3 separate regions of the Homo sapiens genome follow, and regions 2 and 3 are each linked to region 1. A link is a loop called in an ENCODE intact Hi-C map of the cell type or tissue named here. Cell type or tissue: mammary epithelial cell. All regions are shown on one strand. Each heading gives the region's core, and the rest is flanking DNA. Links, peaks and the distances in the headings are about the cores only.

The links. Hi-C counts contacts between places; a loop is a spot of excess contacts. Peaks named below come from ENCODE experiments on the same cell type or tissue, not always from the same donor. Only the 100,000 strongest peaks of a DNase experiment are listed, where the experiment ranks them.
Region 2: a loop joins it to region 1, with 5 times the contacts of the local background. A loop is called at or near these places in 9 of 110 quality-filtered maps.
Region 3: a loop joins it to region 1, with 4 times the contacts of the local background. A loop is called at or near these places in 4 of 110 quality-filtered maps.

The regions. Positions count from the first base shown.
Region 1 is chr2:160,914,237-160,924,636 of GRCh38, forward strand. No RefSeq gene overlaps it. Among named protein-coding and RNA genes, the nearest start is that of TANK-AS1, 240 kb to the right of the region's middle. In mammary epithelial cell, for the core only: a CTCF peak has its summit at 4,871 (motif pointing left); a DNase peak (open chromatin) is centred at 4,865.
Region 2 is chr2:160,347,980-160,358,379 of GRCh38, forward strand. All of the region lies in intron 2 of RBMS1 (RNA binding motif single stranded interacting protein 1), which reads right to left. Among named protein-coding and RNA genes, the nearest start is that of MIR4785, 55 kb to the right of the region's middle. In mammary epithelial cell, for the core only: a CTCF peak has its summit at 5,377; DNase peaks (open chromatin) are centred at 4,132 and 4,732; H3K27ac peaks cover 1,981 bases.
Region 3 is chr2:160,104,753-160,115,152 of GRCh38, forward strand. ITGB6 (integrin subunit beta 6) reads right to left here. Exons shown (of 15, transcript NM_000888.5): 13 at 7,328-7,447; 14 at 2,927-3,093. Among named protein-coding and RNA genes, the nearest start is that of PLA2R1, 47 kb to the left of the region's middle. RefSeq lists an enhancer at 7,844-7,913. In mammary epithelial cell, for the core only: a CTCF peak has its summit at 5,384 (motif pointing right); no DNase peak of the experiment used is centred there; H3K4me3 peaks cover 178 bases; H3K27ac peaks cover 507 bases.

The DNA.
Region 1 (10,400 bases), core at 2,309-7,308:
GTTGCAGACTGTCAACTTTTCATTGTATCCTCACATGGCAGAAAGATGACTCTCTGTGGCCTACTTTATAAGGGCACTAATCCCATTCATGAGGGCTCTATCCTCATGACCTAATTACCACCCAAAGTCCCCACCTCCTAATACTATTACCCTGGGGGGTTAGGACTTCAACATATGTATTTGCAGGAGGACCCAAACATTCAGTCCACAACTATCTCCCTCCTGCTGTTCTCCCTAATCTACATTAGAATACACAATTCTAATGTATTATGTGTGTATGAATGAGGGCATTGGATATTAGGGATGCCTTACTTTTCTTTTTTAAATTGTTTAAAATTTTACTTTAACTTCTGGGATACATGTACAGAATGTGCAGGTTTGTTACATAGGTATACATGTGCCATGGTGGTTTGCTGCACCTATCAATCCATCATCTAGGTTTTAAGCTCCGCATGCATTAGGTGTTTGTACTAATGCTCTTTCTCCCCTTAGCCCCCACCCACTGACAGGCCTCAGTGTGTGTTGTTCCCCTCCCTGTGTCCATGTGTTCTCCTTGTTCAACTCCCACTTATGAGTGAGAACTTGTGGTGTTTGGTTTTCTGTTCCCGTATTAGTTTGCTGAGAATGATGGCTTCCAGCTTCATCCATGTCCCTGCAAAGGACATGGTCTCATTCTTTTTTATGGCTGCATAGTATTCCATGGTGTTTATGTGCCACATTTTCTTTATCCAGTCTATCACTAATGGGCATTTGGGTTCATTCCAAGTCTTTGCTTTCATAAATAGTGCTGCAATAAACATATGTGTGCATGTATCTTTATAGTAGAATGATTTATAATCCTTTGGGTATATACCCAGCAATGGGATTGCTGGGTCAAATGGTATTTCTGGTTCTAGATCCTTGAGGAATCGCCACACTGTCTTCCCCAATGGTTGAATTAATTGACACTCCCACCAAGAATATAAAAGCGTTCCTATATCTCCACAGCCTTGTCAGCATCTGTTGTTTCCTGACTTTTTAATAATTGCTATTCTGACTGTCACGAGATGGTATCTCATTGTGGTTTTGATTTGCATTTCTCTAATGATCAGTGATGATGAGCTTTTTTTCATATGTTTGTTGGCCGCATATATGTCTTCTTTTGAGAAATGTCTGCTCATATACTTTGCCCACTTTTTGATGGGGTTTTTTTTTCTTGTAAATTTGTTTAAGTTCCTTGTAGATTCTGGATATTAGGCTTTTGTCAGATGTGTAGATTGCAAAAATTTTCTTCCATTCTGTAGGTTGCCTGTTCACTCTGATGCTAGTTTCTTTTGCTATGCTGAAGCTCTTTAGTTTAATTGGATCCCATTTGTCAATTTTGGCATTTGTGGAAATTGCTTTTGGTGTTTTAGTCATAAAGTCTTTGCCCGTGCCTATGTTGTAAATGGTATTGCCTAGGTTTTCTTCTAGGGTTTTTATGGTTTGGGGTTTTACATTTACATCTTTAATCCATCTTGAGTTAATTTTTGCATAAGGCGTAAGGAAGGGGTCCAGTTTCAATTTTCTTCATATGGCTAGCCAGTTTTTCCCAGCACCATTTATTAAATAGGGAGTCCTTTCCCCATTGCTTGTTTTTGTCAGGTTTGTTGAAGGTTTGCACAAAATCAATGTGCAAAAATCATAAGTGTTCCTAGATAGCAACAATAGACAAGTAAAGAGCCAAATCATTAATGAACTCCCATTCACAGTTGCTACAAGGAGAATAAGATACTTAGGATTACAACTTACAAAGGATGTGAAGGACGTCTTCAAGGAGAACTACAAACCACTGCTCAAGGAAATAAGAGAGGAAACAAATGGGAAAACATTCCATGCTCATGGATAAGAAGAATCAATATCGTGAAAATGGCCATACTGCCCAAAGTAATTTATGGATTCAATGCTATTCCCATCAAGCTACCATTGACTTTCTTCACAGAATTAGAAAAAAAAAAAAACTACTTTAAATTTCATATGGAACCAAAAAAGAGCCCGTATAGCCAAGACAATCCTAAGCAAAAAGAAGAAAGCTGGAGGCATCCCGCTACCTGACTTCAAACTATACTACAAGGCTACAGTAGCCTTACTTTTCAACTAGTCACTCTGAAGATTGAGTAAGGTATCAAGTATATAAATATCTCTTATATCAGGAATCTCCAATCTTTTCCTGAAGAATAATACTTGGTTATTTCCATAAAATGGTTGTGATGATTCAGAACCCAAGCACTGAGCTGGATGCTGCTTTCCTGTTTCCATCTTCACAAGAAGGGAAGCCCCAGGAGCAAGATGATGCATATCTCTGAAAGTCTTCATGATCCTGGTGGAATTTCCTGAAGTTATATACACAGCTTGAAAATTTTCTTGACACAAAATTTAAGTCATGCTAAATACTTTGTCTGTAAGTATATGTGGCATTGTGTATGGACCAATTCAAGCAAGTAGTTCTTAGTAATAAGCATTAAGTAGTCATAACCTAACTAGAAAACTTAATTTTAGAGTCATTATAAGACAAACAGGAGAGTGGTCCACATGAAAGAAATGAAACCAACATAGATTATAAGATCCAGAGATTGTTGAGCAACACAGTTCCCTTTTTGCTTCACCTAGCCATGGATGAATATCCATCTTCCAATTTGTTGTTGTTGTTTTCAGGGTTTACATGTTTCTGATAACAGGTGCTCGTCGTCATGTGCTTTTATCATTATGCATTCCCGTGATGCTCACATTTTCTTTCAGATAATTATAGCAATCAGCAATTAATTTTTTTCTTTCCAAGAGAGACTATGAAATAAACCTTAAAACCTATTAACACCAATACTTTATTTTATCCTATGGATTGTTTGCATAATCCACTAAACTAATCCACTAATCCACTAAACTAAGTCAAATCTCTTCAAATAACTTGTCTCTAGCCATCTTATTAGAAGCAAGAATAAATTTAGTTAGACAGCTTCTGGGTGGAAGAAAGGATGGGGAAAGTAGAGGTGTTTACCTAAAGTGAAACAGGATAAAGAAGGTTTAGGAGGAGGTGGGAGAAAGAGAATGAGAATCAAAGAAGAGGTAATAGTATATCAGTCTTTGGAGACAGGAAGATGAAAGAGGGAGGCAGAGGGTTGGGAGGCAGACCAGGGACAAGGACAGGGAACACTGAGAATATGACCCTATTGTGATTGGGGAGGGTTTTAGGATTGGCTGACACTGGTGTTCCAAATAGAATGAGCCATAGGTCACTTCAAAGCTGCATCAGCAAATGTCCCTCTTCACCCACCTCCATGTTGATGCAAGATACAACTCCAACTGAGGGAGAATATATAAACCAACTTCTTTGGATTTCAAACAAGATGTCCCTTTGCTGTCTGATATTGAAAGTATATACATCTGGTTTCAATATAAAACATATCTGCACCCTACACACTTGTCAGAGAGCTTAACCTGGCCCACTGTGTACAATTTTATTGTATTTCATTTCAAGGTAATTTCAGGAATAAGTAGGATATAAATTACCATAAATAACACAAACTTAAAACACAGATCCTCCCTCCTGCTTTAGGATTGGTGCACTATTAGATAACCCTGGATCAAATAGAAAATATTCCTTGTACTTTCTTTGCTCTGCTTAAGAAGGCAAAAAACTGTTGTATATTTTAGATTTTAATCCAGACACTTCACTTAAAATATAAAAGTATTGGCATGAAAAAGTGTCAGCTCTGGAAAACGTGTCTATGTGGGACACCTCATTCCCCAGCAATGTTAGCTAAATGATGTGCCGCTATAAGAAGCAATGATGCATGACATCAAAGAGAGTTGGACCCACCACATTTCATCACACTTTCTCTGGCATTCCAGAAGACCTCCTTGTTCTGCCTTCTTTACCACTGCTGCAAGAACTGAATCAAATATCCGGACCTTCCCCTGACAACTGAATTGATAACATTTTGATTTTTGAATTTCCATTAGAAATAATGCATGGCTACATGGCAAGAGAAAAGAAAGCAATAATGTGAAAAGCTTAGATACACCATGACATTATCATTTTATATAAATGTACTTACATTTTAAAATAGATAGTAATGAGTCATTAGAGGAAAGATATTGTATCTTTGTATTACAGTGCTACTGAGCTTAATGCTGAATGTCTCTTCAGCAGCCATAGATAGAAAGGGAGAGGGTAGGGTTGCTCCTCACTGACCTCTCAGGCATTATTCAGGACTATAGCCACATCATGCAAATATTTAATCAGTTCCTGAAAATTGTCAGCAAGAGGCAGTTAGAGAGAGGCAGCATTCTTCATTTATTACTGGCACTGCTGTAATAGTACTGAAGAAAGATAGAGGGGCACTCTAATCCCCTGTCCCTCAGCTAGACAACTGAAAATTCTTACTCTATCAGCAAAATGTGTCTATCAAAATCAAGACATAAGGTCTCGAAGACCATTTCATTTGAGAAAACATGAAATGGGACTAAATGGTGGGCACACGGTCTTGAAATAAAAGGTTACTTTTGATCCAGGGAGGGAGAAAAGATTGACCTCAAATGATCCTATGTCCAGGGAAGCCAATTTTAAACCCTGCAGTATTTATATTATAACTTCCAAAAAAATTTTAATCTGAATTTCTGCAAAATTAACATTAATGGAATACTGAATTTGTATGAGAATGAAACTAATCTCAAAGAAAATTATGTTTAAAAACCATTTTGAGAGAGAAATTATCATGTTTTGCTCTACAGGGAAAGGATTCGTGTTGACAAGTCAAACAAAAAGGAGGATGGGAACCAGTTGTCCAGGGAGTAGCAGGGCCAGGGCCTCTGAGCCCGCTGGCCGGCAGAGCAGGCAGTGCCCCCTGCAGGCCTGACTTCCTAAGAGTAGCTCATCAGAAATTAAGGACCTCACATAACTAATTGGGAAGCCAGCCAGCCCGGATTAGTCCACATCTAAGCATAGGCATCCCATCCAAGGTAGACTTCTGGAAGAGGCTCCAGAAAGGGCCAAAGATGGCTTACAAAGAGATTTTGCTGCCCACCTGGTTGTAAATGTCTTTTTGTTTTTTTTGTGGTGTTGACATAGCAAGGCTCCCAAACAGTACCCTCACAATGGTTTTTCCATACTGTCCAGGACACCTCCTTCAGACAAACATGGAAAACATGAGAGTATTCCAAATAATTACAGAGGCTCCATCCTCAGGGCCCCTCCCCATCATGGGCATCTTGCAGGTGTGGGCAACAGCACTGGATAACCCCTGTCAGGGAATGGAGGAGGAAGGCAGGGCTGTGCAAAAATGGAGTTTTGCAACCCAGAGATCCCTGTTGATTATAGATCCATAAACTCAGACAAGTCACTTAAGAATAAAGTCAGTGCCAGTTGATGACTGCTGCCCCAGAATAATTGTAAATAGTGCTTCCTTACTCTAAAATATCCCAGTTTGGGTTCTGTATTAATACATGGGTACTCTATGACAAACATCATTTACAAAAAAGTAATCTTCTGATTTTTTTTAATGTCTGTTTGTAGAAACACAATATAGATAGCCATAATATAGGCTCTGTTCAGTAAAGAATCAGTTCTGATAAATTGGCAATGAGAGATAGAGTATTATGAGAGGCAATGAGAGGCAGAGTATATGTTGACTCTTTAAAAATTGCTATCTTGATTTCTTCATTTTTGTGTGGGCAGTGGTGATGGCAGCAGGATGGGTGGTATGTGTGCGTGTGGAGGAAATTGTTAATACCTCTTAAAAGGCCTTTAGAAGGTCTTCTAAGTAAAGACGTCATACAATGTAGTATTATTATAACTTGTTGGAATTGATTTAAAAGGCTTAACAAGCAATAATATAGAGTCATTTGAAAAGTCTATGAGCAGAAGAACGACCAGGGACATGGGTGGAGTGGGTAAATTTCTGAATGGCAGTCAGATCACCTCTTCTGTCTAGGAAGAACATAGAACTGATCTGTGTGGGACAAAAAGCACTTGCATAATGAAGCCAAAACCCAATAGGAAAATCAGGACACCACAAGGAGCTCAAAGTTTTGTTTTGCTTTTGTTCTTTAATCAAGGGAGTGGCAGCTAGTTTGATGGAAGCATTTTTGTGTTAGAACATTGTGGCAAGGGAGAGAAACCTTAATTTCTGTAATTCTTTACCAAGAACTCCTTGCTTTGTCTTTAAAAGTGGGTTAAGCTAATTGTCTTGCCAGGGATTATTGGAGAGAGTCAATGGTGGGTGTGTTAAGAGCCTGGAAGCAAAATGTGAGTACTGTCCCCGGAAGGAGAGAGGTGGGATAACCACTGGGCTGCTTCAGGGTCTTGCTGCAATCTCTTTAACATCCACAGGTCATTCCGAAAATCAGAGTCAGCATGCAGCATGGAAACCACTTCACAACACTTGTTTTATTTCCCCTTTTTTTGGTCCATTGCTGAAAAATGCATGAAAATCTTGTAAACTATAATGTAAGAGGGCCCCAAATCATGGTGATTTTGTACCTCTTAATTCAAGAGGTAAGAGTGAGCCCAACAAGGGCAGCTCGAGAGTGGAAGGCGGGAGGCCCCATTTATTTTCTTGTAATGGCTCCAGCCTAAGTTGCCTTTTATCCACTTAGGCCCACACGATAAGTTCACTCTGGAAATCTCTTCAGCGTGGCTGCGTGCAGATGTAATCGGACCTGCTCTGGGTCGTCCTAATTGCAAACACATTTCTCTCCCTCTGCGGCCATTCCTAAGCAGGCAGTGGTCAGAGCCTTGCCAGGGTTTTCTGGCATCTTCTTCCTGCTTTGTTTCCAAATCTGCATTTTTCTTTGAGAAAAGACGTATGAGAGATTATAAACAGGATAATTATATGGCAATATGATTTTCAATGCACGCTTTCCTTGCAGATTATTTTGAATGTGTAGGGGTTTGTTTTGGTGTGTTTTTTTCCCTCTCTGCCTGTGAGTCAGGGAGATAAAATGTTGTTTTGAAAGTGCAGTATATGGATCCACTAGAAACCTCCTACAATGTTGTTTAGACAAATGGTGAAAGATTATTCAGGGATGAAGCAAACAAAAAGGAGAAAAGGGAGGAAAGAGTAGGCACACAGGTCTCTGTCATTTGGCTCCCATCACTGAGGGTGTGGGGTCTGTCCCTGTTCTCCATTCTAGAACAGCATGGAGAAGGAAAGAAAACTGTTCATAATTACAGCTACAAATTCAGAGTATTACTACAAAGCTATCGATTCTGAAAGGACAGTGTTCTGGTTGAGGAGGTTGAATGTGATTCTTTGAAAGAACACATCCTTCTGTGCTACCCCTATGCTTCATTAAATTTTCCACCGCAGTTTGTAAAATCAGATGGCCCTGAATCTGAAGATGGGATGGGGTAATGTTAAACACATGCTCATCCTTCAAGTCGCATGCATAGACACAGCACATTTATTTATTTTTGGTGCATAAAATCATATAATTTGTGTCTATTTGAGGTAAGGGGTACATCAGGGCCCACACTGATGGCCACACAGGTTGCTTGGCACAGCTCCAGGCATGCGGACTATGGTGTGTAATTGCTGCCCCTGGAGCTCCACAGCAAGAAAGCCCCAGGACAGTACTGTTTCTCATTGACATTTTGTCTCCTATGCCTAGCATGCTTCCTCCAGTGGCACATACCAGGTAGTCATTCAGTTTTGTTGGATATATTGCCAATGTGCTTCCAGAAGATTGAACTTGTTAATAATCAAAGTATAGCCAGGTGTGGTTACATGTGCCTGTAGTCTCAGCTACTAGGGATGCTGAGGTGGGAGGATCCCTTGAGCCCAGTAGTTCAAGGCTGCAGTGAGCTTTGATTGTGCCACTGTACTCCACCCTGAGTGACAGAACAAGACAAAAGAAAGAAATAAAATAAAGATCAAAGTACTACTGTAAAACAAACTATTGATTCCTTCTCCCAACAGCTAGAGATGCAGGGATAAAGAAAGCTCCATCCTGCTCTAGGAAGCTACAGTTTTGTGGGAGGAACATGTTTACAGGAAGTATATGAACAGCACAGAGGGGTCACAGAAGGAAAGTCAGGAATGCAAACTCTGCGTTCTATAGTCCCAAATATCAAAGAAAACAATGCCAGTGTCTGATCTGTGTCATTTCCCTCATTTTCAGTGGGAGAGGGGAATGAAATATTGGAGCATAAGGATTACTCCAGATATATTAGAATCTGTTTTAGTTTCAAGTATTGGAAACCACCATAACCTCTTAGGTCTCTCCTTCAAATATAACATATTCCCTTTCTGAAGAATTCTTCCTTCAGATATTGTGGAATGACTTCATGTTACAGTCAGGCAATCCTATGCCGATGCTTATTAGCTATGTGACCTTGAAAACATTACTTATTATGGTGATTTCTTCCCTATAAAATGGAAATAATATATATCAAATGACCACAGATGTCATTCCTTCTCCTACATCTCCCACCTGGAGGTACACTTTGCAAGGTGAAGTTTTTGTAAATAACCAACTTAATATGGAGAATGGTTAGTAACCATCAAGTATGAGCAAATGCTGCAAGGATCCTCAGATGGCTACTAGTTTGCCTCTTAATCATCTCAAGCCTAAACAATAGCACTACTGTTTCTCTTCCAAGACCTTCCTAAGGGAAAGACATAGAAGGTATGGAGTGAGACTCAAAAACTTGGAATATCAATGGTATAACCGTATCTTTTCCAAATGAGAAGAATACTGTCTCCAGCAGTATTCTTTATGCACTCCATTCATAACATTAGTAAGGCAAATCTTTCACAGGTTATTTTTAAAATTCAATATATTAAATGTTTATTTTTTTCAGGACTCCTCTCATTGTATCTTTATTTTAAAAGTTCTTGACTACTGTGTCTAATTTCAATCTAGAGGCAATTAAAGTCTTGCTGAAAAGAACATTTCAGGAAAGTGTATTTGAAAGAAACACATGAAAGATGGTCAGCAATCTCTCTATTAGTCCCACAGCTAGAACCAGTAAGAAAAATCAATGACATTTTAGTTGATTTCCAAGACTCATTTACAACAATTCAGTTGAACTTATAAATTTCTTCCTAGAAAATTTTACTGATGGCTGCTAAATAAGAAATTCCATTTCTTGGTCTTCTGGTTATGCTAGTAATTATCATCAATATGCACCCCCCATAAAACAGAGTAGGAAGAAAAATTAGAGCTTTATGTAATTAGATACTGGTTAATACAATGGCACAGTAGTTTAGCTGTGGCTAATTCTACAATTAATTCTAGATTATCCATCCATAGATAATGCATAAGGCAGTAATCATATAGCATCTATGGAGCGACATCTGCTTCAGTAAGTACTGAGAAACAAAGATAAATAAGATCATAACCTCATAACCTACCTGGACATTTTTCTCACTACTGTATCTGCAGTACTGAGAAGAGCATTTAGTGCATTACAGATTTTCAATAGATGTTTGTTGAGTGAATAAAGAAATGACAACATATATCTCTCTTTCCAGAAAACCACTGTCTAGGTGGGGAAACTGGTGTGTATACCATTAATTCAATGCTTCACTGACCGTGGTGGCCTCCCTCAGCCAGCCCCTCATCATGATCTCCAGACTTCCTTTCAACCACCTTATGAAGTTCTTTTTTGATTACAGAGTAAAGTGCAAGGAGATTCAAAGTAACAGAAATCCGGTTTTAATTTTTGGTTCCATTACTAGCTGTATAACTTTAGAAAAATTATTTGCCATATTTTATCTTTAGTGTTTGATGTATCAAATGAAGGTAATAATACTTGCCATGTAGGGCAGCTTGATAAGAAAAACACATCTATAGGAGGAGAATTAAATGTCATTGTATAAAACCTCCAGTCCAGAGCTGGGCGCAGTGGCACCCACCTATAGTCCCAGCTACTTGGGAGGCTGAGGCAGGAGGATCTCTTGAGTCCAGGAGTTCAAGGCCAGCCTAAGCAACATAGTGAAACCCTGTCTCTAAAAACAACAACAATTACAACTCAGCTCAGGGCTTGTTACATAGTAATCACTTAAGTAACTGTAAATTTATTTTTGATCCCTCCTCTTCTTCCTCCCCGGCATCCTCCATCAGACTGCATCAGCCTTGCCTCTGCATTACTGCCCTGCTAATCACTCTAAACCAGTGGTTGTCTAGCCTGGCTGATTTCAGAATCACCAGGGCCCAGCCCAGACCTATAGAATTAGCATCTCCTGAGGATGTCTAGAAACCTATAGAAGGCGCACTCTCACTCCAGGTGATTCTGATAATAAATTGTGCCTGGGAACCTCTGCTCTCCATCAATGGGATGTTCCTTAGGGCAGTGCTTCTTATATTTTGGTGAGCGTCAGAATCAGCTAGAGGGTTTGTTAAAGCATAGATTGCTAAACCTACCCCTAGAGTTTCTGATT
Region 2 (10,400 bases), core at 2,572-7,571, 570 kb before region 1:
GAAAATAGGCAGGAGTGGTATTTCCGAGCTTTGACCATTCTAGAACAGAACAATGGCCTGCACAGTGATTATCTCTAATTTTATTACCGGAAAAAGTTTTCCTAATTGTGATCCAATTAAAGGATGCTATGTATTGCACCTAAAACATAGTGAGAAAGTAAACCATTATATAAATCCACCCCAAGCCAATACTGGATTTATTTTCCCAAAAGAGTATATGCATTTGATATCCCAAATGCTCCCCAACAAGGTATTTTAAAGGTGTCTCATTCAAAATATCCTCTTCACCAGAGGAATGAAAAGTTTCTGGTTGATGTTTTTCATTTACTTACAAGAATAAAAATGACATTTACCCATCTACACATTCAAACATAAATGCTTATGTGCAGGTATGTGTGTATGTGTATTTATGTATGTAGCATGTATACATATTACAGCCTGTCTTGTTTTAGAAAGGACTTAGGGTAGCTTACAAAGAGACATACCCTAGAAGGCAAAGGTAAAAAATCAACAGCAAAGAACACAGGACAAAGGCAAAAATGAGGCAGGAATGAAATGGCTTTCACAGAGGCTGACTGTTTCAAGTGCTTCTCATTGATGGCTGAGCCTGAAGAGCTTGTCTAATGACTATCAACCTGCACTGATCAAATACAGCATATGACCTAGAGATGAAGCACCTGATTGACAAGAAATCTATCATAAGCAGCTCTTCAGCACAAGCATAATTCAATGGTAATTGGTCCTAATGATGAGTCTGGAATGCAAGTGATAAATGTAATGTGAATGATGATAAGAAAATGTATCTCAATGCATCCTATTGCTTTGAAAATTGACGATTCATATAAGACATATAAGGTAAAACTCTATAATCTGAAAACTTGATGAATTAGTATAACTTATTTCTTGACTATACTGGAAGACAGCCCAGTTAATGATTACTTGAGTTTATTAATGTTTTATAGAGGGATATTTAATACCAAAAAATCTGAAACAAGCAAGGTTCCAGGACCTTAGAAAGATGAAGAGAAATCCTTTATTTCTCCTTTTTTGGATCACAGAGCAGAAAGGAATCTGCCAAGAGTTTCAAATAGCTTTCCTCTTGCATGCCCACTCTGATGAGTTACTAGTGGTTGTATTGTATAGGGAAAGATTCCGAGGCTCAGCCAGGCACAGTAGGAAAGAGTATTCTCATCTATTTATTAGCAATTCTGCCAGGAGAGAGGAAATGAGGTGGTACATGGCCACTTGCTTGTTTATTTCTGATCTCTGGTTTAATTTGCTGATGTCACCAATGAAGAGCCAGAGGCTAAAAGTATCTGATTATTTACCACTGCTTAATAGATGTATTTATTCGTAGCCTGCTTCATTACAAAAATGACTTGATGTGTTACAGAAATACACATAACAATAAATAGATGAAAAAAATCCAGGATGATAGAGAAGAATATGTATCATGTGGGAGGATAAAGTTTGTTCTTGTGGCAAATCCTAGAGCCTTCATTTTCAACACAGCCTTTCCCAGCACTGAGTAATCCACATTCACTACATTTTAGTTGCTCATCTCAGAGACAGAAAGAGAGAGAGAGAGAGAGAGAGAGAGAGAAAGGAAGGGAGGGAGGGAGAGAAATATGTACCCCAGGAATAGGTCATGAGTTTGGCTATCAAGATAAAAATGCCTCCGCAATTAGGGATTTGGGCTCATACCCAGCCTTCCTTTGTGCCATATAAAGCAGCATTTTATTCTTTCATTCAAAAATATTTACTGATTTTGCTTATAATAAGCAAAAATAAGCAAATTATACAATATGTTAGGGGATGGTATTATGACAATAGCACAAGCAAAGCGGGGTGGGGGGGTGGAGGGGGGTTGAGATTGAGAATGCCCAGGTGAAGTGGAGGCAGATTACAATTTTTTAAAGGGTGGCTGAAGTAAGCTGATGGAGAAGGTGACATGAGCAAGGTCCTGAAGGATATGAAGGAACAAGTCAGAAGGATCCAGGGGAGGAGCAGTGCAGGCAGAGGAGGAAAACCTGGTGTAAGGCACGTGGAAGGCCTGGTGCACTTAAGAAACACCAAGGAGTCCACTATGGCTGAAGTGAAGTGATGGAGGACAGTAAGGGGAGATAAAGTCAGAGAAGTTATGGGGAGAGGAGGCAGAAAATATAAGGTCTTGTAGCCATCGTAAGACAGCCTGGCAACCGTGTCAGTGTGGCAGCAGCACTCCGAGGACCCTGCTGATGGAAGTTTTAAACACTAACAGCATTACAAGTGGAGAATGGAAGACTGCCTAATCTGCTCCCATCCAAGATCATTTAGGAAGCATCTCCTCATTTCTCCTCAATGTGGTATTAAAATTCTTCTGCCCTGGACATTTGTCAGTGGTGGGACCCATGGAGTACATCTTGGTCTAGCAGTATCAGAGGTCAGAAAAACCATTACATCTGTGTAATAACAATGAGGTACAAATGAACAGCCCTGTAAAGAAATAAAAGCAATCCAGAAAGACTCACAACAGATATATCATTACTGTCTACACAAGCCAAGGAAACGCTGGTACTGTTAGGCAGACATTGAAAGGAAAGCAGGGGAGAGGAGGAAAAGAAAGGAATGAACAACAATGGCATGATGAACTGCTTCCAGAAGAATGTTCCTTCATGCTCAAGGCTGGGAATTTATCAAGAGGTTTATCAGGAACTCAGGTAGAGAATGAAGCAGACGGCTGCATAGTATTCCATGGTGTATATGTGCCACATTTTCTTAATCCAGTCTATCATTGTTGGACATTTGGGTTGGTTCCAAGTCTTTGCTATTGTGAATAGTGCTGCAATAAACAAACGTGTGCATGTGTCTTTATAGCAGCATGATTTAGAATCCTTTGGGTATATACCCAGTAATGGGATGGCTGGGTCAAATGGTATTTCTATTTCTAGATCCTTGAGGAATCGCCACACTGTCTTCCACAATGGTTGAACTAGTTTACAGTCCCACCAACAGTGTAAAAGTGTTCCTATTCGCCATAAAAAAGGATAAGTTCATGTCCTTTGTAGGGACATGGATGAAGCTGGAAACCATCATGCTCAGCAAACTATCTCAAGGACAAAAAACCAAACACCGCATGTTCTCACTCATAGGTGGGAACTGAACAATGAGAACACTTGGACACAGGAAGGGGAACACCACACACCGGGGCCTGTCGTGGGGTAGGGGGAGGGGGGAGGGAATAGCATTAGGAGATATACCTAATGTAAATGACAAGTTAATGGGTGCAGCACACAAACATGGCACATATATACATATGTAACAAACCTGCACATTGTGTACATGTACCCTAGAACTTAAAGTATAATAAATAATAAAAAAAAAAGAGAGAATGAAGCAGATGCATACCTCACAGGAGGTTTAAAAGTCAGAACCAATACTTTTAAATTGTGATTTATTAAGCAGGCAAAATACAGGTAATACAAACCTCTGCATATGAAACACATATCCAGGCAAGTTGCTGAATGTTTCCTGTCTTCAAATAATTAAAGGCGGGGCAATTAATTCAATGCCAAAGTAAATTCCTACCAAGAATGGGTATAAGAAAAATCACATTTTAAAAAACTTTCAACAAAGATGTCAATCAAGCTAAAAGTTGCTAGAAATCATGATTTTGAGTATTTGCTGACTTTAATGTTTACTGACAGTCCAGGAAACTGTTGTGCATCCACTAATTTCTTTGCAGGGCCATTAAGAGAAGGGACCAGATTCTCCTTTCCAATGGAAATGCATTAGATATCCAAAATATCAGCATTCCCAAGTGAGCCACTTTGATAATAAAAATAACGATTGCTATACAAACTGAAAAAAGAAGGTGACTAAGCAATGTTCCTTCTGTGATTTTAAGGGTAGTCAAACAGAGAGCATGAGAAACATTTGCTTCTACCTCTTTCCCCAAAAAGTTTGAGGCTGCTGGCAAAAATATATGCAACACCACAAGACAAAAATAGATATAAAGTTCAAGGTAAGTGAAGAAAAAATCAACCCAGGAGTAGTTTTTCCACAGACACATGAACCTGAAAGTGAGATCCTGCAGAGCTGCTAATGTTGGATGCAAAGCTGACTCATAACTTCTTAGTAGTGAACATAGGGAAATACAACATTACGAAATTGAGTATTCATTAGAGTAAAACCAGGTCCTGGGCTTAAGAGAAGTTCTGTTTTTCCCAGCTCTAATGCCGGAAGGAGCGTCTTCCTGTGGTTCCTCCTAAAAGCCATACTCTATGTGCAATGCACGGTCAAGGGATCACCTGGGGCCCAAGTACTGGAATTCTACAAGGGCAAATAGCTATGTGGTTAATGCACAAGGCTTTCTGATAATATTGCTGCATCCAGGGATAAATGGCACATTCCTTGGAACAGTGGCTACCAAATTAGGCTCTGAAGAAGTACTTTAGGGGTTCCATCAATTTTCCATATGAATATTTTGTATTTAAAGACTTCTTAGCCTTTAAGTACAAAAACAAATAATAGGAAATGCAGGCAAATATATAGCACAACAAATGTTAACTTACTGATGACCACATCTACATTAAGTTGCTTCAAGTGCTGACACTAGACAAATGTATCTCCTGCTATCTCTTTGTATAAGTGAGTCACCGATTAGGAAAGTTGTAACTCTGCGTTGGTATTCTTTTGGAAATTCAAGTCTGCACATGTCCGTTCATATAAAACTGTACAAATGACCTACACATCCATCATGCTCAAACAAATGCCAGGCCAAGAGCAGGTACAACTAGTTGGCACACACCCTCACCATGATCTAATAGACAGCTGTATAATACTAAAGTGCCTACCGCGTTGCATCATGATAAAGTGACATCATTGACTGGTACTGATGCTAAGTTTTGGGTGCTTCTGGTCTGACTTTTATATCTATTATGAGGCACGTGAATAGCTGTATTATTATGAATTCAATGTTGAGGCAAAAAAATTATTTCCAGTTTCTATTAAGATTAATTCAAGGGGATATCAAGACAAAATGAGCTTGTTAAAAATTAAAACCTTTTGCAGCTGCATAAGGATTTTCCAAATGTCATACAACCAAAACAAAATACAGAAATAAATTAGGTATGTTACTGATACTGTTCTGCAACTGTTATCCACATTTTTGAGTTTATCAAAACTGTCTCACTGTTCTCCCTGATAAGTTTATAAATGTAAATTTGTACTTATAAAGCATATAATTAAAAATACCACTTATAAATATTTTTGTATATAGTTTTGTTGAACATTTTTTTAAAACTACACTTGCTGGACTAGTTCTCTTAAACATGTCAGGAGATGCTGATTCTGTCAACCCTTGGAGACTGGGTGGGGCCTGTCACCTCCAGCAATGACCAGCCTCATCCATAGGTGGCAATCCAACATAATCTAATTCAATGCCAATATAACATAATACAAATATTATCCTTTCCTCTGTCTGCCAAGTTGGGAAGCTCTGTGATGAACAAAGAAACTCCAAATCCTTCATACAATTCTTCATAAATCTTATTTCTTCGAAGAGCTTGTGTCAAGACCTGCCCAGTGGAGAGGACAAAGTTAAGTTCTTTGGCAAGAAACTGAAGTACAGATATTTCATCCTCATGATAAAGAGCAGAGTTAAGTGTAACATTCACTTGTGAAAAGTAAAGTGGCAAATCAAGAAGAGTGGATATTTCAGGAGATATGGACTCTTTTCCCAAGCCTGCCCCTTCCTAGTTTTGTGACTCCAAAAAGGTCATTTAACCTTCCCTGAGCCTCAGCTTTTTCAGTTATAACATAAAAAGACGAAATCAAGCTCTCAACTGGGATTGACCATTAGAAGCTTTAAAAAAGCTTCCCAGTAGCAGTAACATTAATACATGCCAAAAGTGTTCAGAGCACTTGACATTAACCCACTTAGTCCCTACAAGAACCCTACGTTGCAGATATTATGATTATCCCGACTTTATAGGTAAGGAAACTGGGGCACAGAGAGGTTGAGAAATTTGCTCAAACAAGAGGCGGGGCCAGGTGGAAAGCTCTGAGCCTGTGCTCTTTAGTATAAGTGCCTGTTATGCTGTTTCTCCATTAAGTATCTCTCTGTCTTCTGACTCCTGAATCTATAGAAGGACCTGACATGTAAATTTTGATTCTGGTGCGTGTTCCTCGTTAACAGCCACTTGACTAGAAGAGATGTAAAGTTCTGTAATTCAGACTAGAGATGAAAAAAGTTCAATAAACTTTTTAATTAAATAAATGCTCAAATTCTTGTGCCTCAAAAATCAGAGCCAAAATTAAATAAGTATGGCTTTTAAAAGGTAATTGCATGCTGTCAAACTTAAACTAAGGGTAATGAATAGGGGTGGTGGAGGAAAATCTAAGAAACAAAATATTATCTAGCCAGCTACACAGGGGCATTGAAATAGGTTAAGCATTGGAGCAAAAGCTATGCCTCATATTAAGGGACAGTGAAAACAATTCCACAATTTATGGCCTGGCTTTGAAGGTGAAGATGAAACACTTTGGAAGCCCACTTGGAAAGCATCAGTGCTCCTGTCCAAATGGGCTAGCAGGCCCAATTTGTTTCGAGGACCACAAATGAATGTCTCTTTGTTTCATCTTTAAAGAACTAGTCCTTATGCTGCAGGAAAGTGTCCTTTGTAAATCTGGAAATCTAAAGCTGTACATGCAAATGCTGATACTCAAACACATGCTGATCTCCCATGCAGATTCCTTTATTAACATGTGACACTTAACAGAGGCAAGAAGATGCTATGGCACAAAGAAAAAATGAGGGAGACAAGTGGTCCTGGCCCCTTAAGCAATTTAGACAAGCGTTAAGTCTGGCATGGCCAAGTTAGTAAGCGCATAGACAGGCAAGAGGAGAGAAAGTCCATGTGCCCTGGCAGCACCATAAACTTGGTCAGGATTGTTTGTGCTGTGAGTCTACTTTCTCGCTAATTCTAGATACACCATTTATGGAAACTCATCTTCCTTTCCTCCCACTCAGTTCCACGGCTCTCTCACGAAATTTCGTCTCAAAAGTCTCCAGTTTGAAGTCAAACAATTCTAATCAAGGGAGTTGCAAACACTTTATTAAATAAAAAACAACTTTTCAAATAATTTATACACCTAAAACAAAGTATAAACATCTAAGAAAATAATTAAGTATTGGAGATCACTGCTGACCATACAGGCTATCTCGACTGAGAGTTTCGAATCCACTATAAATAATCAGTGAGTAATAAACAAACAGAACACCTGTTTCAGCTGACAGAATGTTTAATTACTAGTCTCTCTTCTGCACTGAAGATTCAACAGCCTGGAATTCATGCATTACTTCTTTCTGTTTAATAGCCACACCAAAAGTACACTAACTCATAAAGCAAACAGGCACTCAATTTGCAGTTTCCCCTGAGAGTAGATGAGAATTTCCAGGTAAGAATAAAAACAAACTCTTTCTCCTGATCCCTATATTTGTTAATGATATCAAATTCCCAGTTTCTTAAGACTCCAAATCTTATACTCATCTTTGAACCACATTCTTCCTCTACCCTCCCTCTGGCCCACATTCTATCAAGGACAAACCTTGGGGCAGCATGTATCACCCACCTTCTCAGTGAAGTACAAGTCCTCTTCTGGTGTTAAAGATTCCCCCCATCATGGCATCAGTGAATACCAGACAGGGCAGGTAGGCAAGCTAGTCCTGTCTTCAGTGCTGGGGTGGGGCTGCCTAGCTCATCCTGAAGATTCATTCAAATGCCAAACTTTGCCTGATGCCCCCCATCACATGCAATCACTCCCTACTTTGTAATCTCAGTAGTAACTTTCTATCTCTCACATTCTGATCTACATTATGTGTGAAGTTCATTTTCTACACCTCCTTAAAGGTGGAAAATGTCTCAGTGCAGTATCTAGAAAAATCACTGGCATAATGTCTAATAAATATTTGTTAAATTACAAAAAAAATGGGATTCACCATTCACTTCTCCCCGAAGTGTCTTGATCTTATGTTTTAATCAGATTTATACTTACAGCAAAACTATAATGTTCTTATATGCCCATTATTTTCTAAAGCAGTATTAGGACTTGTAAGACAGTGACCCCTAAAAAATTGTTTCTTTTCATATATGCACAAACCCTCTCAGGCGCCTAGCAAATGACAAGTTGGATACCTTCTCTATGCTGTGTAATCTTGGGGAGCTGCACATTAGACAGCTAACCAGGAGCTGAGTTTCATATGACCAGCTATGCTAAAAGGGATTATTTTGCTAGATGTCAGGAAAGACAGGTTCCTCCTCTATCCTCCTGCCTTTATTTTGAGTTTTTTATTTTATTGGCTATTCAAGTGGACATAAGAAAAGGTGCTTTTTCTAATAAAATCTTGTTAAATCTATCATGGCCCAATATCTCTTAGGGTCCTGGAGAAATTAGTCTATTGTAGTTTGTGGTGCTGATGAGGAAGCAAGGGTGCTGATGAGGTAAAGAGGAAGTTAATAAAGTAGCATTCAGGGTACACTTGGAGAGGCAGAAAGCACAGTGGTTCAGAGGATGAGCTCTGGAGTCAGACTGTCCATTCTTAAGTTCTGGCTCCACCATTATCAGCTGTATTATCCTAAGCAATAAGAAAAAGAAATATCTTTCAACTTCATTTTGTTCTTCCTCCATGTTATGAAGCAGCAAGAAGGCCCTCACCTGATGCCAACATCATGCTCTTGGACTTTCCAGCCTCCAGAACCATAGCCAAATTAACTTCTTTCCTTTATAAATTACCTAATTTGTGGTATTCTATTATAGCAGCAGATAACAGACTAAGACAGAAAATTAGAGATGATAATTTTGCTCATAAAACTCTTCTAAGGGTTAAATAATAAAATACTTGGCATAGTTATCGGGAGACAACAAGCATTAGACAATTTTTGGCTGCTAGCATTATTTAGATGTTTACACATTACACAGAATTTTTTTTCACATGCATTTATTATGAACTAAAGATGAAGGGAAAAGTTATACATTTCTGAGATTCAACAGTAACTCAATAAGGAAATTCTACATAAAACCAAGCACAACTGCCAAATAAAGATTTTAGAGGCTTTTATTCCTGATGACAGTACTTTCACCTTCGTATAATGGTTAAATATCCCCAAGCTGCTGCTACAGAAATCCAAGGCTCATATAAAGGAACAAGGAAAGGATGTAAATACTATCTTCAATCACAGAGAAGGAAAGGGTGATTTTTAAAAAAATTCTTATGGTTATGATAATTATTTCCAGTGCCGGCTCCCCAATTAACTTCTGCTAAGGCTGATATTAAAACGGGTTTGCCAACAGCTTGTGTGCAGTATTTGGGCATTAGAAGACAGAATGGCTCTTTATCATGCCTAGGAGTAACAAAAAGATACCCTAAAGAAAAAGGTCAACTGACAATAACGAAGATTGGCTAAATTTCTAAATATCCATGCTTACCAGCAGATTTTATACTAAGGATACATTAGAAAATAGACATAACTGAGATTTTCTGTCAAAATATCAAATGCATGTATGAAGTAGGTACTTGGTAATAATTAATATTTGAGGTTTCAACAACTCAGGATGACATTAAAATTCCCTGACGTGCAGTTATGCTTAATACTGCAACAGCACACATTTGAATTGTGGATACTCTCACAGAGGAGAGCACGTTATGAAGCCAGTGAAGAAGCATAGCCCATTACCTAAGGTCCATATTTCAATAAGGTTTTGTTCTAATTGTGTACACAGCAATTTTCAAGAGGGGATTAAACACTGTGTTAATTTTTGAAAACTGCCACCCCCTAAGAAGACAAACCGACTGACAGTTCTAATGATAAAATCGAAGAAAGTATACACAGAGGTATGAGATGGTTCTCTATTGGGAAGCAGGTATTTATTTCATGGGATTTTCTTTTTCTGTGATGCTAAAATTATTTCTGTGAAATCTGGGGATTTCCAAAAGTCTTCAGACTACATACCTTGGTATGTCAAAGAAGTACTGTACATAAAGTATTACTTAAAGTGCCAACAATCTTCTAAACCAAGAGAAGTAATGATGCAACTAACATGAAAAAGAAAAGGATTCTATATTTCGCTTACCCAAGAGATGAATGGGAAGAAGATTCAGTTAATTACACAATTGCTCTTAAGCTCTCAACTCTGCTTTGGTGTCCATTTATTGGGCAGGGGACGGGGGATGATTGCGAAGGTTCTGTGTTTTGCTCAGTCTCAAATGCATCATGTGTTAAACTCTTCAACATGGAACCTTACTGGAATACTGTCCATGATGAGAGAATTGAGTTACAATCAGTGACTCAACATTTTGACTTAGCAGATTGGCATTCCTTTTTACGATGGGACAAATTCTGTAAACTGCACATCGTATA
Region 3 (10,400 bases), core at 2,297-7,296, 810 kb before region 1:
GAATTTAAATATGTTTCATTTGTGTTTTCATAAAGAATATGTGGGGGTGGGCATTATTTTTTAAAGCATAATAAAAAAGATAACCTTTCTTTACAGCTGCTCTGAAATGTTTTAGGAGGTAGGAGTGAAGACCTTTCTGTCTTAAGCCCTGTCACTTTATGAGTCCAGTGCAGTCCTATGGCCAGGAGGCCTGACTGTCCCTATTGTCTCTGGAGGGCACTGGGTTTCAAAGACCAGTCAAATTCACTTCTTCAAGAAGAAATAGGTTTTAGGGAAAAAACTCAGTTAAATTGAAGACCCCTAAATGTGTGCAGTGAGCGACATTTTTTTCCAGTAGGATGTTAGTGAAATTTAAACTGAATTATTTGAGTTAAACCTTTTTTGCATCCAAGTGAATAATTACTACCCAGTCATTATCTAGTCAGGAACATCAAACATTTGTTATTCAAAGAAACTCAATTTAATAAGGGAATAATATTTTCCATTTATGCTTTTTTTTCTGTTTAATGCATGTTCGGGTCGCATGTTAGATGAAGAAACAGCAAAAATTCAGCATTTGAATTTCAGTCATGTTCTACATCCTGAGGGAGAACAATTCATGTTTTTGGGGAAATTAACTGTTAATTAAAATGTTATTTTAAAGATATTAATCACTTGTCAGTATTTATGCCTCTGTATGAGAACATTGAAATGTGCTGGTTAGTAGATACACATCACATAATTGCCCAAGTGCGTGTTTGTGGAACACCTGCTTATTATTTCCAGGAGGGTCAACCAAAGGCTGTGCTTAGAAGAACAATGAACAATTAGGCTTCAGCTTAACCATGCACCAAAAGTTAGGGAAGTCCCTTAACTTCTCTGAGCCTTAGTTTAGCTCTTCAAAATGGAAATACCAGGATTATATCATGGGGCTTGCTGCTATTGTCCTTTGTGGCAACTTAACCATATTCTTTTACCTGGTTGCCCTTCTAACCATGGCAAGGCATTTGTTGGAGAGTTGATGAAAGTCAAAAATAACATCTGTGGCCAGGGGTCAGGTGAAGTGAACTGTCCTACAACTTTGGGCTCATTAGTACTGTGTTCTAAGTCACCAAGCTAACCTGTTTACCTTTTACATTGTTAGGGATGAGTAAATTATATCTTCTCCTGAGGAATTTTGCTTAATTATGGAAAATACACACATTCGCAAAAAGAGGAAAGCTATATAACCAACCTCCAAAGACCCATCGCTCAGATTCCACAGTTATCACAGTTCTGCCACACCTGCTTCAACTATCCCTCCATCCCACTCTCTTGGCTGAATTATTTCAAAGTGAACCCCAGCTTTCATTTCCTTTCACTCCTTCAGTATGCATCTCTAAAAAATATGGATATTTTCTAGCAATGTCACCATGCCATTATCATACCTAATCAAATTAACCATACTTATTTGCTATCATTCTAATACCCAGCATGTATTAATCTTTTTTCAGTCTTTTTATGTATTTATTTATTATTTATTTTGGAGACTGGGGCTCACTCTGTCACCTAGGCTGGAATGCAATGGCATGATCATGGCTCACTGCAGCCTTGACCTCCTGGCTCAAGTGATCCTCCTGCCTTAGCCTCCCAAGTAGCTGGGACTACAGGTGTGAACCACCATGCCTGGCTAATTTTTGTATTTCTTTTTGTAGGGATGGGTTTTGCCATGTTGCCCAACTCGAACTCCTGAGCTCAAGTGATCCAATCCTCCTGTCTTGGCCTCCCAAAGTTCTAAGATTACGGTGTGAGCCACCATGCCCAGCCTTTTTCCAGTTGTTTTAAAAATGTATTTTTACAGGTGGACTGTTCAAATCACGATCCAAACAAAATCCATACATTGCATTTGGCTGTTGTATCTAAATGCATTTTTAATGGGAAGATAAAGTAGATAAAAATTTTCAGTGTTCATTGTCCTGTACCATGTATTATCATTAATTTAGAATAACCGCATACAACAGAAACATCCCTTATCAAGATAAATTTATCAAAAATGGAAAATTCCATTTGCTTTAGGAGTTGAAGGCATTGCTATAAAAATTGTTAACATCAAATTATTTGGGCGGACAAATCCAAAGGAGCATTGCGTCTACCTGTATTTTCTCCAGTGATATCATTGTTGTTAGAATCAGCAATGTAAGATAATTGCTGTTAGATACCTGGACACACCATTAGAGATAGAGAGATGAAATTAAAACTATGGAATTGTTTCTATGGGTCTCTAGAAATGTAATTATCTCTCCTGTGGAAAAGAAACACAGAAAACTATAGTCCTGCCTTCTGATTGCCTCTTGTGAAGAGAAGGCAGTTAAATTATTTCTGTTGAGTTTATGTATTTAAAGGTTAATACTTTTGGGGTTTTTTTCAGGTCTCTGTTTAAAATTTATGTTATTCAGAAAAAATAACTGCATGGCATTTTAAAAATCATCTCAATTTTGCTTTGTAACCTATTATATCAGAAACAAGTATTTCCAAAGAAATTGGCATGAATTATCGTACTATTTATGAACACTATTCCATTCATTATAACATAACCAATTTATGGAAATGTTTAGATATAGCACCCGTGCTTTATCAAATGGGGCCTGAGGGATACTCCTAGTGGTGAGGAAGCGCTGGGTAAAAATATACTTCCCCAATGTCCCTAAGCAGCTGTCTCAGGAGCCTCATGAGACCCTTCATCGTGGTGGAAATCCCCACCGCACTAAGACAAATATAAGCTATGAGGGTCATCTGGACCTTTGCCCCTGAAGCAGAACAGAAATCAAAGCTGTTGGAGTCATGGCGAGAGTGGGAGAGAAAAAATGTGACATTTGAACTCCCAGAGCAGAAGAAAGCTGAGCCCCTCAATCTCTTCCACCAGCCTCTTTCTCCCCTAGACAAGGAGTAGCCCTAAGTTTCCACATACCGTTTGCCACTTGGCTTTTGATCGTTCTGCTTCAAATTTGGCAACTTCTTTACGATCATGAAATGACACCAGTAGCTTCCAGATGCACAGTAGGACAACCCCGATGAGAAGAATAGCCAGGGAAACCCCTAACATGATCATGGGAATGTTTGGAGGCTTCGGACAATCTGCAGAAATAAAGAAAATTATAAGAAGGTGGTAAAATCAACATTTTGACATCGGAAAGGCATTTCTTGTTGGATTTTCATCTACATTTTCTGCAGCAGAGGATAAATATTGACACCATTTTCGCCTTGCTTAAATTTTAAAAATGAGTTACTTGTTGAAGAATAGCCCTGCATTCCTCAAAGTAGAACAAAAGATAAAGGAAGAATTTAGATATTTGAAGTAAATGGATATAGACTTGATGGTTGACTCTAAAAGAGAATCCAAAAGAGTGATAATTAATGCACATGGAATATTTAAAGGATTAAGAAAAAGACTAGTTTAATCACTAAACATGGTCTCTTCTGAGTTCACGATAAAGCAGAAATGGAGTGTGTGTGTGTGTGTGTGTGTGTGTGTGTGTGTGTGTGTGCTGCATGTCATCAGTTTTTCATGGACCTTCTTGAATCATGGGGAGTCTAGAAGACTATATTAAAAGTTATATAAAAACCTATCCCTTGGAAAAAATTACTATTTCCTTCTTTCTTTATAGACAGAAGACAATGATGGGTTTCAGTTCTGTTTTGTTGAACCCTAATGCAGTAGTCTGGTTTTGGGGAAGTTCCTAGACTAGATTCAGGAGAGGTAGATTCAATTCCCATCTGATGTACAGTAGCTGTGTGAATGTGATCCAGTCCCTTGACCTCTCTGAGCCCCAGGCCCTTCCTCTGTAAAACAAAGTTCAGTGTTCCCTTACCTTTTCTGATGATACCAATAAGCTGAACTGTTCTTGCTTACTAACACAGCTTCCTGGACCCCTTCCCCAATATTCTGATTCAGTGGGTCTTGGATAAGCCACCGATTCTGTGTTATTAAATATTCTAAATTATTCTTATCCTCAAGCAAGTCTGGGAAATTAGATGTTCTGTAGGGTACTTTCAACTTGAATATTCTATGAAATGTTATTTTGACTGTATTGAAGATATTAATGTAATTTTGCAATTATACAGTACGTTTCCTAATTCACAGCAGAATGACTAATAGTCCTTGCAATATGCCTAGGAGATGATACATTTCTTAATGAAACATTATAATTATGTTCTCCTCTTACTTTCATGGAAAAAAAATCCCACATAAAATTATCATTAGATATCTGCATCTCTCTGCAAGAAATGAGGCAAAATCCATGGGATCTGGGGAGGAAATGAATGATGTTTAGTTTATCCTAAGTCTTACTGCTTTTAGATATTTAATAAGGAGAGTTATACACATATGACTAGTCATGCTGTCTTTAAGGTAAGGATCTGGAGTTGATGTGAATCTGAGTGGGGCTAATTACCCACTAACAGCATGATGCCTGGCCTCACACACTTTTGTTCTTTGGCCAAGAAACCATGTAAAGAGATTATGCAGAAATAAGTAAAGGAGCTAATGACATAGCTATTACTGTATGAAGATCTAAAGACTATATTCTCGCATAGCAAATGAACCATAGCTGCCTCTAATAGGTGAGCACATTCCTGCAAATAAAGCGGCAGGCCTGTGTCATGAGAATATATACTGGCTACATCTTTGGCTAAGAAATGCCTGGGGTGGGGCATAGTATGTTCCTGTTCAAAGCAAGATGAAGCTTGCTACAATCCTGCACCTAGACATGAATTAGGAGGGTTCTCCAGGAGGGACTAAAGAAGAAATGGGTGCGGTCTGGCAGAGATAATTATTTTAAGAACTGAAAGTCCTCAGGAATTGTACATTTCTCAATTAAAGATGTTGGCCCAAGTGCCAGAGCAGGTCTTACACAATAGAGATCATCACTTTTCATACTTGGATGTTTCTTGAGATGCTCAGACTGAAAATGGATTTCTACGTGGAAGAAGAGGGTCACCTCTATCACTGTGGGCAATGTGGCCCATCGAGTCCAGGTTGGTGCAGCACCTACTTCTAAGGTCCTGAGTATCTAACTGTGCTACATGCGTTGCACAATCTGGTAGCTCAATGTGCATATTGAGTGCTTGAAATGTGACTTTTCCCAAGTAGCTTATGCTGTAAGGGTGAAATACACACTGATTTTGAACACTTGGCATGAAAAAAATGTAAAATATCTCAGCTTTTATACTGATTACACGTTGAAATGACAATATTTTGGATAACATCGTAAATAAAATTCATTTTACCTGTTTCTTTTACTTTTTAATGTAATTACTAGAAAATTTTAAATTACATATAGGGTTTGCCTAACAGTTCTGTCGGATGATGCTGATCTAACATCTTTTTGTGATTCAGATAGTTATGATGATTGTACAGCCAGTAGGAGGCAGTAGAGCACAGTGGTTCAGAGCAGGGGCTCCAGGCCAGGCTGCCAGAGCTCCTCCAACTAGCTCTGGCACGTAATTACTGCCAGACCTAGAAAATTATTTAATGTCTCTATGCCTCAATTTCCTTACCTTTAAAATGAAAATAATAGTGGTACCTGTTTTATATGGTTGTTAAGAATATTAAGCGAATTAATACATGTAAAATATATAAAACAACATCTGGCAAATGGTATTAGGGCTCAAAAAATGAGAGCTGCTATTATAATAATTAATATTACTATTGTTACAGCAAATACAGCACTCTTTCCCCTTTTCTATCCTCATCACCTCAAGGGCCTGGAGCCTCCAAGTTGGAACCTGTGGGTATAGCATCTACCCTAGCTGGTACTTTCCAGCCAGGAAGCCTTCCCGCCTATCATTCCTTGACTCTGTTGTGGCTCTTATGCTCTGGAAGTCCCTCCGGACTGTGGGGGAAAGAAAGAAGATGAAAGAAGCCACCTGTGTCCACAAGCACCCTGGTGGCGACCCTTCACTCAGTTCTTTTTTTCAATTTGCTTAGAGGACCCTGGGGATCAGCCCCTTTCTCACTTCTCAGTTTGCCTCTTCTACCCAAGCCTCCACCAGGCCACCCTGGGATTTTCTAGTCTGAAAGCTGTGAGACGGGAGACAGGAGGGACCATGGACCTCTGGGGACAGGTTCTGCTCTGCTGGCCCCTGGAAGTGCCAGGCCTACCCAACCATGCGGACATTTGTTGAGGAAGAGGGAGCCTGGAGGCTGTCAGGTGACTCTTGTTAAGCCTCCGGGAGGTTATGTTTCCCCTCACTTTTCCCTACTACAAAAGCATGGGGATAATAACACGCCATAATAAAAAGCATCAGGGCATCTGTGCGTGCTCTGCAGAATGGCATGTTGTGGTGCCACTCTTATTGTGTGGAAGAATAAAAGAACAGACAACAGCTCAGTAATGAGGAGGCATTTAGCCAAGGCATGTTTCACTGAAAAAAAAAAAATCACCAACTAGATACAAAAGTCTCTGAATTAAAAGCAGGACTTATTCTGGAAATTCGTTTTTGTTTTTGAAACTCGTTTTTTTCAATAGAATCAATACTGTAAGGGATGGCTTTGATTTCAAGATAACTTGCTAAAGTCACTGCCACAGTCACAGAGGGTTGGGAGTGTAGTTGGAGAATTTTATTTTGTAAGACAGATAATGAGCAGGCAGGCTTTTTTGGTATTATAAAGTAATTTCTCCTTATACAGCAGGATTCTCCTTATGTTTCCCTAATGAACGGCCACAAGACTCATTTTATGTATGCATTTCAAAGGAGTTGATTTACATGAGATTTTTCCAGAGCAAGACTCCAGGGGCACTCGGCATACCTGAGCTTCAAGGCCAAGTTCACAATCATCTTCAGATTTCAGGAAGATGATGACTGCTGCAACTACAAGTCATCTTAGCTGTTTTTTTTTTTTTTTGGCAGAGTCTCACTCTGTGCAGTGGCGCGATCTCGGATCAACGCAACCTACACCTCCCAGGCTCAAGCAATTCTCCTGCCTCAGCCTCCCAAGTAGCTGGGATTATAGGTGCAGGCCACCATACCCGGCTAATTTTTGTATTTTTAGTAGAGACAGGGTTTCACCATGTTGGCCAGGGTGGTCTCCAACTCCTGACCTCAAGTGACCCACCCTCCTCGGCCTCCCAAAGTGCTGGGATTACAGGTGTGAGCCACCGTGCCCGACCCTTATCTGGTCTTAATAAGAGACACTGGAACATACTGAACCTTCTAACTGGCATCTTTCAATCCTTGGGAAACTTTAAGAAACTTCATCAAAATTTTGGAAATGTCTTTCCTGGCATGCTACCCAGAGCGATTTTCTGGTTGCTTTCTCTTCTCCTGTGTAGTATCATTTGCCATCGGCAATGGAAGGCAAAACACCCACCTTTTTCATTGATGCTGTGAATGATGGTTTTCCCCTCATTATCTGTAGTTATTAGGAATGTAATAAGACATTCATTTTCTCCTTGCAGAGAGCAGGAAACAGAACCATCCTTTGAGAAATCTGCAGATAAAGGAGTCATTCATTAGGTTAAACAAGATTCCAAAAGAGATTGTTTTTAAAACAAAGTAGTATTGAGTTTTAATATGTAAATTAGAGTTTTCAATATTGCAGAATGAGAATAGGAGAGGCATAGGTTTTTTTTTTTCTCATGAAGTGAGGTTTTCGTTTTCACTCACGTTCCAGAAGAACAGTTCCAGTTGTGGTCAATCAGGACTGACCATCAAATGTGCCTATCAAACGGATACGGGCAGGATTGCAACAGGCTGAACGTACTTCAAGGCAGGTACCCACAGCTGCCTTGGGAATAGAATGGCCCTGATTATGGTAATGAGGGGGCTATAGGTTCTTTGCTGAGAGCATGAAGGATGTCTAGATTACATTTCTGCACAGTTCAAACTGATACTGATACTTTTAAAGGGGCCTTTCTCACAACGACATAGTCAAGATTGCTGGCCATGTATTGTGGTAACAGTAACATAAATTAATATCAGGAAACTGAGACTGAAGCATTATGTAGCTCAGGGACCAGCAGGATAAAGGTAAATAAATCCACAGTGACAGTTTGTCTATCATTCAGTAGAGCTCCTTTCTTAATTTGAAAAAAAAAAAAAATCCAGTTTACCTTAAATCTTTTCCAAGTGGGAATTTTTCCTTATTGAGCTCATTCAAGAGGCAGAAAATGAATGTCATGACAGAAATTAAAAGTAAAGTAAAATGGCCAATCTGAGATGCCAGTACTATCTACCAGAAATTTTAGTAGTCCAGGATGTATGCCAAAATTATGTGGCATTCTGCTAATTAAGAAAACCAAACAAATTTGCTTAACTGTTCTCCTATCTTTTAAGTTGGAGACTTTTCAATGATGGTTACAAACACTGTTTTTCAGAAACCTGTAAGTAGAAGACGTTTTTCTCCTAATCTAAACTTTTAGGACATAGGTCCAAAATTAGTGTGTTATGCTACAATGGATCAGAACATTAAAACTGGGGCTGCCCCTGATAATCTTGGACATACTCCTACTAGACTTATAACCTCTCCCATTAGCTTAAAAATAAAAACATTAATAAAGCAGAATCTAATGTGTTTTCTGAATCTAACAAAAATTAAATAATAGTCTGTTTTTGGTCAAAAATGCCATAGCCATAGATAGAAATATTAAGTTGCTGTTTGCTGTCTTTACATTTTGTTTGAGATGAAAAACCCAACAGTGTCTGTGAGAAGTATGCTTTGTATTATCTATGAAAACAGGAACCAGCAAGACATTTAGCATTGTAAATAAAATTTCGGATGATAGATTTAAGTGTACAAACTGTTTTTGAACCCATTAGAAACATCTATTACATGGGAATATTAAGAAATCTAATTACAAATCATCCTAGTCTAGTCATTGCCAAATGATTATGGTCATCTAAGTCACCTGGGAGTTTTGAAAATGTAGATTCTGGGGACCCACCTTGGGTATTCTGATTTGAGAAGTTGGTTGTGTGCAGAGGAGCTTGTACACTTAGTGAGTTGTTTAATAAGTATTTTTAAAAAGGAGATTCTGATTAAGAGATTTGGTGAGATGTGTGTTATTTCATATATTTGATTGCAAATGGTATTGCATATATAATTCATACGTTGGCCATTTTATTTGGCCTTTACCACATCTCCTGTTCACTTGCCCCTCCAATTAGCTAGGGTTCATGAAGTCTTGGGGACTATGCGTTTTCTTCTTGGACTGTTTTCTTGCTTCTTTCCCCCTCTCTGTGGGAACAGCCCAGGCTCACTCTGCTCGCCTTGAACATATTTAATGAAACATTTTATTCTGTGGTAGGAAATATGTGAGTGGCTTATCATACTCCTTTCAGTAATATTAACCATGTTTTTAAAAATTTTCTTTCAAATAGCTGCACTGAAGCCTAGAGAGGCTTACTTGACCTGGTCAGGGTTATTTAAGTGTTAATGGAATGGCAGAATATGATCTTTGAGTCACAACTCCCATGTTGCTTTAATTACTTCACCACTCCTTTTCATGACTGTTACGGCTCTAGATGTAGCCTGTTTCATGGTGTTTGGGTATTGAAATAGTATTCTCAAATGTGCAACGACAGATTTGCATAATTCGCTGCATAATTTCTTCTGTTGTTCATAGAAAATGGATCTCTCTTTTTTCCCTTCCTTTGTGAATGTCTACAGTGCTGCTCTAGAATAATACAATGAAAATAAGATGCCAGGCAGTCCGTGGAACCATACTCAGAGAAGGAAGAAATGTGAAAACAGGGGTGAGGATGTGGGCCTGGGAAGGTCCAGGGAGGGTGTGAAAAATACAAAGCAGGGGGGTGGAGCCAAGATGGCCGAATAGGAACAGCTCCAGTCTACAGCACCCAGCGTGAGCAACGCAGAAGATGGGTGATTTCTGCATTTCCATCTGAGGTACCGGGTTCATCTCACTAGGGAGTGCCAGACAGTGGGTGCAGGTCAGTGGGTGCGCGCACCGTGCGCGAGCCAAAGCAGGGCGAGGCATTGCCTCACTCGGGAAGCACAAGGGGTCAGGGAGTTCCCTTTCCTAGTCAAAGAAAGGGGTGACAGACGGCACCTGGAAAATCGGGTCACTCCCACCCTAATACTGCTCTTTTCCAATGGGCTTAAAAAATGGCACACCAGATTATATCCTGCACTTGGCTCAGAGGGTCCTACGCCCACGGAGTCTCGCTGATTGCTAGCACAGCCGCCTTGTACACTGCTAGGCGGCAGCGAGGCTGGGGGAGGGGCACCTGCCATTGCCCAGGCTTGATTAGGTAAACAAAGCAGCTGGGAAGCTCAAACTGGGTGGAGCCCACCACAGCTCAAGGAGGCCTGCCTGCCTCTGTAGGCTCCACCTCTGGGGGCAGGGCACAGACAAACAAAAAGACAGCAGTAACCTCTGCAGACTTAAATGTCCCTGTCTGACAGCTTTGAAGAGAGTAGTGGT